Regions from separate parts of the Homo sapiens genome. Here region 1 is linked to region 2. A link is a loop called in an ENCODE intact Hi-C map of the cell type or tissue named here. Cell type or tissue: K562. All regions are shown on one strand. Links, peaks and the distances in the headings refer to the core of each region. The heading gives the core; the rest is flanking DNA.

Region 1 (7,389 bases), core at 3,007-5,506, 180 kb before region 2:
TAAAAGTTGCCTGATTAAACCAAGGTCATTGTATTAGTCAGTTATCATGCTACTAGGAAGAAATACCTGAGACTGGGTAATTTATAAAGAAGAGAGTTTTCATTGACTCACAGTTCTACACGGCTGGCTGCGGAGGCCTCAGAAAACTTATACAGTCACGGTGGAAGGCACCTCTTCACAGGGCAGCAGGAGGGAGAATGAGTGCCAAGCTAAGGGGGGATGCCCCTTATAAAACCATCAGATCTCGTGAGAACTCACTATCACGAGAACAGCATGGGGAAAACCACCCCCATGACTGAATTATTTCCACCTGGTTCCACCCTTGACACATGGGGATTATTACAGCTCAAGGTGAGATTTGGGTGGGGACACAGAGCCAAACCATATCAGTCATCCCTTAGCACATGGAAGTGGATGGTGTGGCTCGGGCAATCCTCAAGACTCTGCCTCAACCCTCATCTCCCTCTACACTCCCCCCTCACCCCAAAATCCAGGCTATTTAGAAGACCAAGTGTTTGACACCCACTTATAGTAGATGAAACCAAATTAGGTGCTCAATGAAACCCAAGAATATTCCAATAAAAGATAAGAGAACTAAGTCAAGGACTTTGAGCTCCCTTTTCTCTAATGTTCATTTTAAAAGCAGCAAACTTAACTCTTAGCAGAATCACCTGCAGGGTTTTCCCAAACTCAGATTCTGAGCCTCGCTCCCAGGGTTTCTGATCCAGTAGGTCTGATCAGGGCCCAAGAAAATGCACTTTTCTCACAAGGTCCAAGGTGATGCTGTGGTCAGCATCACCAGAGAAGCAGAACCAATAGATGCATGTGTGTGTGTGTGTGTGTATGTGTGTGTGTGTGTGTGTGTGTGTAAAAAGATTATTTATAAGAAATTGGGCTCAGTGCAGTGCTTCATGCCTGTAATCCCAGCACTTTGGGAGGCCGAGGTGGGAGGATCACTTGAGCCCAGGAGTTTAAGACCAGCCTGGACAACATGGCAAAACCCCATCTCTACAAAAAAATATACAAAAATTATCTGGGCATAGCTGGGCATAGGCCCAGCCACTCAGGAGGCTGAGGTGAGAGAATCACCTAAGCCCAGAAAGTCAAGGTTGTGGTGAGCCATGATGGCACCACTGCACTCTATCCTGGGCAACAGCGTGAGACCTTGTCTCAAAGATAAGCATATATATATTTCTTTGGAAAGCCAGGCTTTCCAGAAAAAAATTGGCTCACAATTATGGAGGCTGACAAATCCTAAATCTGTAGTCAGGAAGATGGAGACCCAGGAGAGTTACTGGTGTAGTTCCAGTCTAGAAGTCTGCAGGCTGAAGACCTAGGAGGAGCTAATGTTTCAGTTTGAGTCTGAGAACTTAAAAAAAAAATGATGTCCCAGCTCAAAAGCAGTCAAGCAGGAGGCATTCTCCCTTACTTGTGGCAGGGTCAGCCCTTTGTTCTATTCAGGCCTTCAACTGATTGGATGGCGCCCACCCACACTGGGGAGGACAATTTTTATTCAGCCTGACATTTCAAATGTTAACATCAGCCAGATGTGGTGGCTCACGCCTATGATCCTAGCACTTTGGAAGGCTGAGGAGGCAGGCTGCCTGAGGCCAGGAGTTCAAGACCAGCCTGGGTAACATGGTGAAACCCTTCTCTACTAAAAATACAAAAAATTAGCTGAGCATGGTAGTGTGTGTCTGTAGTCCCAGCTACTCAGCAGGCTGAAGCGCGAGAATCGCTTGAACCTGGGAAGTGGAGGTTGCAGTGAGCTGTCTTTAAAAAAAAAAAAAAGTTAACATCATGTTAACATCATCCAGAAACATCTTCACAGAGACACCTAGAATAACATTTGGCCAGATATCCAGGCACCCCATCGCCCAGTCAGGTTGACTCATAAAATTAATTATCACGGATGCTGCTGCTGCTGCTGCTGCTGCTGCTGTGTGACCAAACTTTGAAAATCACTGCTTGGGAGTGTCTGCCTCTCTTTGAGGTGGGGTTAAATCATTATCTCCCCATCTCACAACCTACAGGGGGAACACCTATGATCACAGGACAGGAGTCACAGCAGGATAGACACAGCCAGCCACAGTGGCCAAGCTTGACTGGCTGGCAGACTGTTGGGGGCATAGAGTCTTCGGCTGAGTGGCTGGAATCCTGTGTTGCTCATCATCAGATCCCAAAAGACACTTCATCTCCCTGGGCTCCAGCTTCATTTAGGATCCGCAGATAATACACAGGAACTACTAACACTAAAACATTATTTGCTATTTATCTGAAATTCAAATTTAACCTGCATCCTTTTTCTCTTTTTTCTTTCTTCTTCTTTTTTTTTGCTAAATTTGGCAACAGGGCAGGCCACTGCTGCTGTCATTAGAAAGACTCATTTCAGCCCAGGCAAGGGGAGGAGAGCAAACCCAGAGATGGTAACCTGCTCCCCTGAACCAGAGGAAGCAGAGACCTTCTCACAAGGACCAGGCGAGGGATGTGAGTCGGCCTGAAGGGAGGGTGGGAGATGTCCGGGCTCACTTAACCACAGAAGGGTGGACCTCTCAGACCAACACTGACACCAGCAGTAAACAGGAAATGCCCTCCAACCGCAGGCCTCCTGCTCTTCCTGCCAGGGTCGAGAAGATTCTAATCCAGATTCAGAAGAGGAGCTGACTGGCCTCTGGCAAGCCCAAGCTGGATTACCAGCTGCGGAGGCAGAGGTGCCTGAGGTTTCCCAGCCCCCAGGCCAGAGGAGGCTGCTACACCCACTTCCCCCACGAAGCTGGGGCCCAGGCCAGAGAGAGAGCCCCAAAGCTGGTTTGGGGGCGGGGAGCTTCCCTACAGGCCCTGGAGGTACCAGGAGTGGGTGAGGTGCGGGGTGGGTGGCCTCCACAGTCCGGGTACACAGTTTGTCTGGGAGATTTCCTGGTTGCTGGTATGGGGGGGAGGTGTTCTTGTAGCTGCTGCAGGAACCTCTCCCTGTGAGCTCCATGGATGGGAAGTCGGGGTGTGGAGTGTGTAGTACTAGAATCTGCCATCTCCAGCTCTGTGCCTGTTTCCCCCAGCCCCATAGGCCCCAAGACAAAGCAAGAGGAATGAGAGGAAGCACAGCCGGGTCAAAGCTCCGAGCCACGAGTACTGAGGCAGGTGGTGGTACCCAGACCCCCTCTCCATAGCTCCCATGAGAGCACAAGGCGGAGGAGAGGACAGACTCCTGGCCTGAGGGGCCAAGCACCAGCTTCTCAGCCAGCTCTGCCACTGACTTGCTGCTTGGCAAGTCACTTAACTGTTCCAAGCCTCAGTTTTCACTTCTGGAAATGGGGATATGACCCCCTGCCTGCCCCCTCATGCTGGCATAAGAATCAATGACCTGTGACAGGACTTTGTAAATTATAAGTTGGTATTAGTTAGGCCTCTTTAGTCACAAATGTGAGAAACTGACATTAAATGAGGCAATGCAAAAGGGGGATTCACCAGCTCAGAGGCCCAAGACCCAGGGCAGGGAGAGGAGGCGCTGTCATTCCCTCTCACCCCTGCATCTCTCTGCAAGTCAGTCTCTTCTTCCGCAAGCCTGGAGCCAACTTCACCTCCTAAGAGGAGCTTCTCTGCTCTGTCACTACCAACTTGAACAACCACAGGGAGGGCCCTGAATTGTGTCACATGTCCACCCATGGCTGTGAGACACTATCTTATGCAGCTTCTTCTGGAAGCTTCTTATTTTGATTGTTGGCATCAGCATTATAAGTTTGCCACATTTTCCTGATTCCTATCCTCCTTGGACAAAATAACATAGGGGCTAAGGGCACAGGCTCTGGAACCCAGATTACCTGGATTCAAGTTCTGGTTCTGCCATTTTCTCACTGTGTAACGTTGGGCAAGTCGCTTAACTTCTCTGCACCTCAGTTCATAAATCTGTGAAAACTAAATGAGTTGATACATGGGAAGTATGAACAATTGTGCCTGGTGCCGGCCAGGGGTTCAACAAATGTTAATCATTATTATTGTCGGAGAATGAAGGGGCAGTGCCTGGGAATCCCAGGATGAGAGACAGCCTGAAGAAAAACCATCCTGCTCCACCTACTCCTCAACCTTCTTCCGGGGAGAGCTGACAACTGCAGGAGCTATGGCTCAACAAAGATGTACAGAGCTATGCAGTAAGCCCTGAGAATTACAAAACTTGACAGACAAAGTCGCTTTTTCTCCAGAAGCTCATTGCCAAGTAAGGGAGATAGAAGCATGAAGAGATCATTTCTATCCTGTGCTGGATAGAAGCGTGTGTATGTCTCTGTGGGAAGCCACAGTGGGACAACTGGTCCAGAGAGAGCTGCCTGGAAGAAATGACACCTGAGCTAAGGCCTGGAGCAGGGGCAAGAGCTTGCCAAGCAAGGAAAGGAGGGCAGGGCGTTGTGCTGTCCATTGGCTATTCAGTCTCGGCTCCAGATCTCCACTTGTCAGGTTGGCGCTACTGGGGCTTGATCTGTGCAAATTACATGTCCCCAGGTCAGCTGGTTCTGGCAGGTTCTTCCAATAGGGGGCACTAGGAGACTGAGGTCAGGAGGAGAGAAGGCACTTGCTCTTTTGTGCTTGCTTGCTTCTCCCCAGCAAGCTTTTTGCCGCAGAAGCATCCACTGAAGCCTCCAGCTTTCTTCAGCCTCAGCAGCTGGAAGCCATGTGAAGCAGCTGACAAACAGCTGGAGGCTGAGATGCCTGCTGTGGGGGGAGCAACAGTTTAAACCAGTGAGCATGTAGCATCGGAAAGCTTCCCGATGGATGATAGGTAAGGTCGGGTATGCAGATGGCCTTCCTGTGCAGGGCTGGGGACCAGAAAGAGGCAGCTAGGGGCAGGGGCCAGCCCCAGGGCAGGTTCAGAACCAAGACCCCATGTTGTGGGAGAATGGGGCCCATCAGGTGGGGCCTGGGCCCAGGGAGCTCTGGTGCAGATGCATGGAACTAAAGCACCCAAAACCTCCTCTGAGTTCCCAGCACTGATGGTGTTTTCAGAGATCATCGTGGCTCCCAGCCCGGGGAAGCCAGACTCAGGGCCAGGACTCTGAGTGGGGGGTTAGGAGAGGCGGCAGCTCTAAGGATGGAAGTTGGTGCTGACAGCAAGGGGCTGGCTCTATCCTCTGAGTATCTGGGAGCCATCATGGATCAAGGTCTCACTCCCATATTAGGAAAATTCTTTAAAAATTCCTCCGTGCAGTGCAATCTTGATTCTCCAGTGTGGGATGGGAGCATTGTGCCCCAGATATGGGAAGTCCTGGGCCACTTCCCTGGACCAGAAGTGCCGTGTCCCCACAACCCATCAGAGAGCTGGGGAAGTGCCATCCAGGCGAGCCTGAGCAGGTCCCCGGCCTTTCCCAATTCCCACATGTGCAATGGGAATGCAGCCAGTCAGAAGCAAGGGCCTCTGGCTCTGTGCCTCCACAGGGTAAGGCTGACCACAGGACTAGTCAGCCAAGGTTCGTGGACCCCTGCCAGTGCTGGCCTTGGCTCCAGGACAGGAATGTCCCTAAAGAGCTGAGGACCTTCCTTCTAGTGCTGCTCCCGGATGGAGGGCGGGGCACAAAGAACACAGCATGGATACGGAGGACCCAGGCTGTGAGCTGTCACCCTCCACTGGGCCTGGGGATGGTGGAGGGGGAGGATGGATGGAGAGATGGGAGAGGGGGATAAGTGAGGGAAGGAGGAAGGGAGGGAGACAGGGAGGTGGGGGAGAGGAGTCACACTGACGTCCAGGTTATGGACAGAAACGGACAGCTGAGGAGCCCATCAAGGCATACTAATGCCGCTGAGGCCGAGCGCATGTGCCCTCCCTTGGGCAGCTCCACTTCTCTGGGAATTCGTCATATGGCACCTGGCTTGCACTTCAGTCTCTGTGAGTCCATCCAAGGGAGTGAGTCCTACACTCCTATTCAGCTCTGGGAGCCACAGCCTGCTCAAAGAGCATCTGAAGCCACCGAGGCAAGCAGCAGACCTGGTGGCCCCGCTGTGAGCAAATTAGCTCATCTTCCTGGGACCCATAGAGCCGTCGGCCATTCCAAAATATCAGCCTCTTCGCTGGTTTCCGCCCAGCTGCCAAGGGACTACCCATGGACTTGGGGGTTGACCTTTCACTGCCTCCAGCTCATGGGGATGGACTTCCGCTCTAAAGGCAAGGGAGCATTGCCAACCCCTGCCACTCCAACAAGAGGGAGCTGTTCTTTTTCACTGTAGGGATTAAAACTCACAACAAAAACACTCAAGAAGCAGGCCAGGCACGGTGGTTCACACCTGTAATCCCAGCACTTTGGGAGGCCAAGGCAGGCAGATCACCTGAGGTCGGGAGTTCAAGATCAGCCTGACCAACATGGAGAAACCCCATCTCCACTAAAAATATAAAATTAGCCAGGCATGGTGGCACATACCTGTAATCCCAGCAACTTAGGAGGCTGAGACAGGAGAATCGCTTGAATCTGGGAGGCAGAGGTTGCAGTGAACTGAGATCATGCCATTGCATTCCAGCCTGGACAACAAAAGCAAAACTCCGTCTCAAAAAAAAAAAAAATACCCAAGAAGCCCCAGCTCCAATGCACTGTCAGAGCCTTCCAAAGTCCTCTTTTGTCACCACCTCATGGGGGTGGCTTCCAGTGACTACCGAGCAGACCATCAGACACTTATTCTCTGGTCATTCCAGGCATGTGACACATTGCCAGCCACTGGCATTGCCAAGAAGCTTGGGACGGACTGCTACCATAGTCACCTCAGGGGCATTACAAGCAGATGTGCCCGAAGTACTAGAAAGTTAATATCTATTTACTCATTTATTTTTGAGATGGAGTCTTGCTCTGCCGCGCCCAGGCTGGAGTACAGTAGCACCATCTTGGCTCACTGCAACCTCCCCCTCCTGGGTTCAAGTGATTCTCCTGCCTCAGTCTCCCAGGCAGCTGGGATTACAGGCACCTGCCACCACGCCCTGCTAATTTTTTGTATTTTTAGTAGAGACGGGGGTTTCACCATATTGGCCAGGCTGGTCTCGAACTTCCGACCTCAGGTGATCCCCCCCGCCTCGGCCTCCCAAAGTGCTGGGATTACAGGTGTGAGCCACTGCGCCTGGCCAAAGTTAATATTTATATTATCCAAAACCAGAGGTTCTACAGGAACAAGTATTTACTTCCCTTTGTACAGAGGCCCACCTGCTAGGGCAATGGTTAGGTGCACATGACATAAACCAGGCAATGTTAGAGGTACGTGCATATGGTATCTTTGCAGGGGTAAGGGATGGTTTTAACATAGGCCTTGGAGATTTCTAGGAGATTGGTCATTTCCTTAAACAGCTTATTTCTGGCATGAAAAACTTCCATCTTCAACACTCTTACTCCCTCCCATTACTTCAATTTCTACCTTTACTCCTAAATA
Region 2 (7,389 bases), core at 1,861-4,360:
GGACCATCAACTGATCTCTGCCATTTCTTACCCCATCCCTTGCATGATTTTCACCAGTTTGGAAGCCTCTTGATGCTATGGTTATGCTTCAGTAAAAGAACAGGCCTGCAAATCAGTCAATTCTTTGCTGAGTGTTTGATTTAAAGAGCTACCTCCAGGCCGGGCGCAGTGGCTCACACCTGTAATCCCAGCACTTTGGGAGGCTGAGGTGGGCAGATCACCTGGGGTCAGGAGTTCGAGATCAGCCTGGCCAACATGATGAAACCCCATCTTTATTAAAAATACAAAAATTAGGCTGAGCATGGTGGCTCACACCTGTAATCCCAGCACTTTGGGAGGCCAAGGCAGGCGGATCACCTGAGGTCGGGAGTTTGAGACCAACCTGACCAACATGGAGAAATCCTGTCTCTACTAAAAACACACAAAAAAATAGCCAGCCATGGTGGTGCATGCCTGTCCCAGCTACTCAGGAGGCTGAGGCAGGAGACTCACTTAAACCCGGGAGATGGAGGTTGTGGTGGGCTGAGATCGAGCCATTGCACTGCAACCTGGGCAACAAGAGTGAAACTCCATCTCAGAAAAGAAATACAAAAATCAGCTGGGCAAGGTGGCAGGCGCCTGTAATCCCAACTACTCAGGAAGCTGAGGCAGGAGAATCACTTGAACCCGGGAGGCGGAGGTTGCAGTGAGCCAAGATCACACCACTGCACTCCAGCCTGGGCAACAGAGTGAGACTCCATCTCAAAATAAATAAATAAATAAATAGTTACGTCAAATTATTTCTAAATGTCTGCTTTGTTTGAGAGTTGAGCCACAGTTGTAGCCAAGTGAGGAAGAGCCCTCCATAAGGGTCCATCCAACTGATGCATCAAGTTTGAAGGAAGCCACAGTGACACTCCTTAATAAAGCTCTGCCAACTTGGCTTATAGCAAGGAAGCCATTGAACTGAGAAAGATTTGCCTGTTAGCCTTCTAAACCTTTCCCTCTCAACCTCTGCCTGGACAACGAAGTTAGGATGATGGAAGCTTCCTCAAAGCAGTAGGTATTTAGAAATCAGAAACAAGGGTCTCATCCAACTCTACGCAAAGCACACGTTTTCACCTTCATAGTCAGAAGATATGGGATGTTGGCCAATAATTCTTTATGAACATGGTCATCTAGGATCCTGAGGGAAGTCAAAAGCTGCTTGAGAAGATCATGTGTGATTTCCCTCAGCACACATTTTGGTGCCCATGCAGTTGAGCAGAAGCCTTCCACCCAGTTCAGGATCATATCTTTTTTGTGTAAACAGCATGTAGCTCATGGCCAGAAACAGGTTATGGAAGGAATGCTGAAGAGTGGAGGAAAATCCACCACAAATCATTCCATGACCAAATAGGACCATATGGAGAACATTCAGTCTTATCTTTTGTATTGTTTTGTTTTTTGAGACAGGGTCTCACTCTGTCGTCCAGGCTGTAGTGCGCTGGCATGATCACAGCTCACTGCAGCCTCAACCTCCCAGGCTCAAGCGATCTTCCCACCTCAGCCTCCTGAGTAGCTGGGACAATAGGTATGCACCACCGTGCCCAGCTCATTTTTAAATTTCTTGGTAAAGACAAGAGTCTTGTCATGTTGCCTGAATTGGTCTCAAACTCCTGGACTCAAGTGATCCTCCTGCCTCAGCATCCCAGAGTGCTGAGATCACAGGCATGAGCCACTGTGTCTGGCTGGTCTTACCTATTTTTTGAGAAGGCATGAGGTCCTAGGCGGGAGGGAAAAAAAGTAATTCCTAACTCAAAGCCTTTAAATCTAGACAGGAATCAAGATTTCAAAACTAATCAGTGCCTTGGGCTTGGAAGGGAAAGGTAAAATGAAGAGGATGAGGGGATGGCTTTGGGGGATTGAGAGCAAGGTGGGTGCAGCAGCCAGTGCATTTTCATAGTCTTATTTATTGAGCAACTACTTTGCGTCAGGTTTCATTTTTTGTTTGTTTTGAGATAGAGTCTTGCTCTGTCACCCAGGCTAGAGTGCAGAGTGCAGTGGCACAATCTCGGCTCACTGCAACCTCCACCTCCCAGGTTCAAGCGATTCTGCTGCCTCAGCCTCCCAAGTAGCTGGGATTATAGGCGTGGCCCACCATGCCCACCTAAGCCTAATTTTTGTATTTTTAGTAGAGACGGGGTTTCACCATGTTGGCCAGGCTGGTCTTGAACTCCTGACCTCAAGTGATCCGCCCACCTTGGCCTCCCAAAGTGCTGAGATTACAGGCATGAGCCACCGTGCCCGGCCTGTGTCAAGTATTCTTGATGCTGAGGATACAGCCCTCAAGAGGTGCACACCCCAGTGGAGGGAGAAACAGAATGAGATTCTTGATACAAGCAATGCTTCAGTTAACAATAGGGGTCATCACAGATTCTTGAGCAGGTGAGTGACAAGTGCGGTGGTGTGGAGGACCCAGCACAGGCTGGCAGAGCAGCAGTAGAGAGGGACTGGAGGCAGGGGAGGTAGCAGTGCCAGTTACAGAGCTGAGGGGCTCCCCGAGACATGGGCGGAGTCTCATCTCTTTCTTGCTTTATTCCCACCCCTGGCCTTTTATGGCCAGAAGCCTTGGAAAGCCGGGTCACACCTGGTGGGCCCCTTCCTATGGCAGGGATGAGGACAAAAGCACGTGTATGGGCTCGCCCTGGAGAAGAGGAGGGGTGTCTGGGAGTCCTCTTCTGCCCTGCTCCTTCAAAAGTCAGTTCTGGTTTGAGCACTGGAGTCTGGGCTTGGAAGGCACCTGTGAGCAGAGGAGGGAGGGGGTCACCCCCCAGAGTTTGGAAGGGTGACAGCTTCATCTATATTCCATTACCCACCCTCTTCTACAGTAGGGTAGAAAACTAGAGAAGGGACCTGGAAGACAAAGAGTCAGCTTTGTCACAGGAAGAGGCAGCTGTAGACACAACGGCAGCCACCAGGTGACCTAGAGCCCTCCCCACAGGCCCAAGCCTGGCTCACGCAGCAGGGTGGCAAGGGCCTGGGGGCGGCCTTAGAAAGCTGCAAAAGTGGCTGTGCGCGGTGGTGATCCCAGCACTTTGGAAGGCCGAGGCGGAGGCTCGCTTGAGTCCAGGAGTTCGAGGCCAGCCTGGGAAACATGGCGAGATGCCCCTGCCTTCCCTATAAAAAAAATAAAAATAATTTTTTTTAAAAAAGCAACTGACCCGCCTGGGTGACGCCCTCAAGCCCCCCCCCCCCCGCCCTTTCCCCACCCGGGCTTCAGTTTGCTCATTGGGGCCTAATCCAGCAGGGCTGTTGCGAAGCTGCCTGGGAGACACCAAGGGGGACCCCCGCCCCGTCCGCCGAGAGCGCCCCCTGGCGGCCCGGCCCTCCCCTGCGCCGCGGGTCCGGGGGCCCTTCCCAGTCCAGGCGCGGCGCACCCTGGGGGATCCGTCCAGCTCCAGAAGTTTCTTCGTCTAAATTACTTGGAGTTGATCTTTCTAAACAGGATTGCTCAGACACACCCTGCCTTCTCGAACAAGGAAAGAACTCTACCCATCCCACTCAACTGCCATGTACGACCGCCTGCAGCCTCATCACAGGGCACTTCCCATAACATCCTACCACCGCGGACCCCAGGCCTCGCCCCTAAAGCCCGAGCCCTGACATCCTGCAGCCTGGAATCGCACATCTCCAGTCACGTGGCCACTGGCCCCGTTTCGCCAAACATGTCCGGAACCGAACCCATCTTCTTGCACCAAACCTTCTTGTGCTCTTCCTCTTCCCTTCCTGAACAAGTCGGCCCTAAAGCCACAGGTGGGGCGACTAAATTTTTTCGTATAAATAAATCCCAAACATTGCATAGGACATAATTATACATTTTATACTAAAAAAAAATGTTCATCTGAAATTCAAATTTAACTGGGCATTCTGTTTTTATTTGCTAAATCTGACAACCCTACTGCCCCTGTCTCTGGCCAGCCAGTTCCTCCTCGTCTCCTGGAGCCAGCCCTGGAGCTTCCCTAGACAGATTCCAGGGACAGCTCCTCCAGGCACAAGGTCATGATGGCGGTGATGGCAAATTATTGCAATGGCTTGTTTTCTTACGTTTCTCCACCCACACTGTGAGTTGTTGGAAGGCCAGACTGTGTGTTTCTCTCTCTTTACCCCAAAGCCTGAAGTTAGGTGCTTAGGTAATGCTCACCACTGTAAAGCCAGTAGGAAGTAAGCGCGTTTTTCTGTTTTGTTTTTTGTTTGTTGTTGTTGTTGTTTTTGAGATGGAGTCTCGCTCTGTTGCCCAGGCTGGAGTACAGTGGCGCAATCTCGGCTCACTGCAACCTCCGCCTCCAGGGTTCAAGCGATTCTCCTGCTTCACCCTCCCGAGTAGCTGGGATTACACCCGCACGCCACCATGCCTGGCTAATTTTTGTATTTTTAGTAGAGACGGGGTTTCACCATGTTGGTCAGGCTGGTCCCAAACTCCTGGCCTCGTGATCTGCCCGCCTCAGCCTCCCAAAGTGCTGGGATTACAGGCATGAGCCACCACGCCCGGCCCTAAACGCGTTTTTAAAGGCGGTGTCTCTCGGTGAAGAGCTGTCACACAATGGTGCTCTCAGGGGTCTGTGGGCCACTGTACCGAGGCCTACACTCCCAAGTTCATTGAGTTACTTTTGAAAAGCATTATACTTGAGCTAGTTTGCCCGCGGGTGTGTGAAGGGAGACAGTCAGTGTGGAGGCCACAGGGTACTCGCCACGATGAGCAGCACCCTAGCTAAGATCGCGGAGACAGAAGAGGAGATGGCTTGGACTCAACAAGGCCACAGCACACCACCTGGGGCTGCTTAAGGCTCGTCTTGCTAAGCTTCGTCGAGAACTCACTACTCCAAAGGGTGGTGGTGGTGGTGGAGGTGCAGAAGAAGGTTTTGATGTGGCCGAGACAGGTGATGCTTGAATTGGATTTGTTGGTTTTCCATTTGTGGGGAAGTCGACACTGCTTAGTAACCTGGCAGGGGTATATTCTGAGGTGGCAGCCTATGAATTCACTACTCTGAGCACTGTGCCTGGTGTCATCAGATACAAAGGTGCCAAAATCCAGCTCCTGGATCTCCCAGGTATTATTGAAGGTGCCAGGGATGGGAAAGGTAGAGGTCGTCGATCATTGCAGTGGCCCGAACCTGTAACTTGATCCTGATTGTTCTGGATGTCCTGAAACCTTTGGGACATAAGAAGATAATTGAAAATGAGCTGGAAGTCTTTGGCATTCACTTGAACAGCAACCACCGCCCCCCAACAATGGCTTTAAGAAGAAGGACAAGGGAGGCATTCATCTCACAGCCACTTGCCCACAGAGTGAGCTGGATGCTGAAACTGTGAAGAGCATTCTGGCTGAATACAAGATTCATAATGCCGATGTGACTCTACGTAGTGATGCTACAGCTGATGACCTCATTGATGTGGTGGAAGGAAACAGAGTTTATATCCCCTGTATCTATGTTAAATAAGATTGACCAAATGTTATGTTAAATAAGATTGACCAAATGTTATCTTATGTTAAATAAGATTGACCAAATCTCCATTGAGGAATTGGATAGCACTATAAGGTGCCTCACGGTGTACCCATCTCTGCCCATCACCACTGGAATTTTGATGACCTATTGGAAAAGATCTGGGACTATCTGAAACTAGTGAGAATTTGCACCAAACCCAAAGGCAATTACCAGGTTACACATCCTCAGTGGTACTTCCTTACTCCAGGACCACAGTGGAGATTTCTGCATGAAGATTCACAAAAATCTTATCAAAGAATTTAAATATGCTCTGGTCTGGGGTCTCTCTGTGAAACACAATCCTCAAAAAGTGGGTAAAGACCATACGTTGGAGGACAAGGATGTCATTCAAATTGTGAAGAAGTGCAACCTTTTCCTTTTCCCATCTACCGGGCGAACCACAGCAGCCTTCCCCATGATCAAGCACCCTACCCCAGTTCCTTCTGGTTTTGGCAGTCACTGGATCAGGATCCAGGGGAGGGAGATGGAGGCACCAAAACTGGCACTTCGTTAGTCTTACCTTGCTGTCACCTTGTATGTCGAACTGCATAAAAGACCTGGTAGGCTGGTCATCTATGTGCAAAAAAAAAAAGAAAAAGAAAACCATTATACTTGAGCGAATTCTTATAGTATAAAAACTTCCCAACAATCAAAAGCAAACAAAATAAAAACAAACAAAAAGCTTCTCCTCATTGTCTCTGCCTTTCAATTTCATTCCCCTCCCAAGAGTTAATCGTTGTTAACTGTTGAGTATGCAAATTCCAAATATTTTTCTTTGTATTTATTAGGCCATAATGAAGAGCCTAATAAACCCAAGAAGCTGAAATCATACAGGACACATTCACTGAATAGAATGCAATTTAATTAGAAAGGGAGGGCAAAACGATCTTAGAAACAGAAATATATTTATTAATAAAGCATGTATCTTCAAAATATAAATATATTTGTTACTAGAAATATATCTTAGAAAAAAATTTATTTGAGACAAGGTCTCGCTATGTTTCCAGGCTGTCCTTGAATTCCTGGCCTCAAACAATCCTCCCACCTAGGCCTCCCAGAGTATTGGGATTACAGGCATGAGCCACCATGCCTACTCTAGAAATTTTTTAAAATACTCTTCTTAGTAACTCCTCATTTAAAGAGCTAATCTAATCTAGAACAAACTATTATGGGTTAATTTCCAAATTAATAGCAATGACAGACATATATAAAAACCTGGGGATTCAGGCCAAACGTTATTTAAAGAAAATGTTTAGTCAAGAAAATCTGAAGATAAATGAACTCAAGAAGCTAGTAAAATAAGACCAAAAAAAATTACAAAGAAAGCGGAAGGACGGAATTAATAACAAACTCACACACACACTCACAAAAACTTGACCAGTTAAAAATAATGAATTAGACATGCTTTTGGAAAATTTGAATTTAGCAAAAAAGATGAAAGACACAAACAGTAAGAAGATATAAAATTGTGATTTTTAATTATAAGAGAATTTATATTAAAAGTCTACTTACAAACTAAAAATTAAATGAAATAAATAATTTTCTTTCCTTTTTTTTTTGAGACAGAGTCTCACTCTGTCACCCAAGCTGGAGTGCAGTAGTATGATCACCATCACAGTTCACTGCAAACTCAGCCTCCCAGGCTCAAGTTATCCTCCCACCTCAGCCTCCCAAGTAGCTAGGACCACAGGTGTGCTCCACCACACCCAGCTAATTTTTAGTATTTTTTTATAGAGATGAGTTTTCGCCACATTGCCCAGGGTGGTCTCAAACCTCTGAGCTCAAGCGATCCTCCTGCCTCAGCCTTTCAAAGTGCTGGGATTTACAGGTGTAAGCCTCTGCACCCAGCCCAAAATAAATAATTTTCTAGGGAAATATATAGTTC

Evidence for each region. A loop is a pair of places that touch in the nucleus more often than their neighbours do. Peaks named below come from ENCODE experiments on the same cell type or tissue, not always from the same donor. Only the 100,000 strongest peaks of a DNase experiment are listed, where the experiment ranks them.
Region 1: a loop joins it to region 2, with 6 times the contacts of the local background. A loop is called at or near these places in 2 of 110 quality-filtered maps.

The regions. Positions count from the first base shown.
Region 1 is chr2:20,420,207-20,427,595 of GRCh38, reverse strand. LOC105373465 (a long non-coding RNA gene) reads left to right here and starts at 2,651. Exons shown (of 5, transcript XR_001739317.2): 1 at 2,651-2,844; 2 at 3,057-4,768. RefSeq lists enhancers at 2,487-2,536, 2,597-2,756, 4,890-5,403. In K562, for the core only: a CTCF peak has its summit at 4,530 (motif pointing right); a DNase peak (open chromatin) is centred at 4,515; H3K27me3 peaks cover 1,200 bases.
Region 2 is chr2:20,238,371-20,245,759 of GRCh38, reverse strand. It overlaps the pseudogene DRG1P1. Among named protein-coding and RNA genes, the nearest start is that of SDC1, 17 kb to the right of the region's middle. RefSeq lists silencers at 3,215-3,444, 4,479-4,625. In K562, for the core only: a CTCF peak has its summit at 3,348 (motif pointing left); a DNase peak (open chromatin) is centred at 3,349.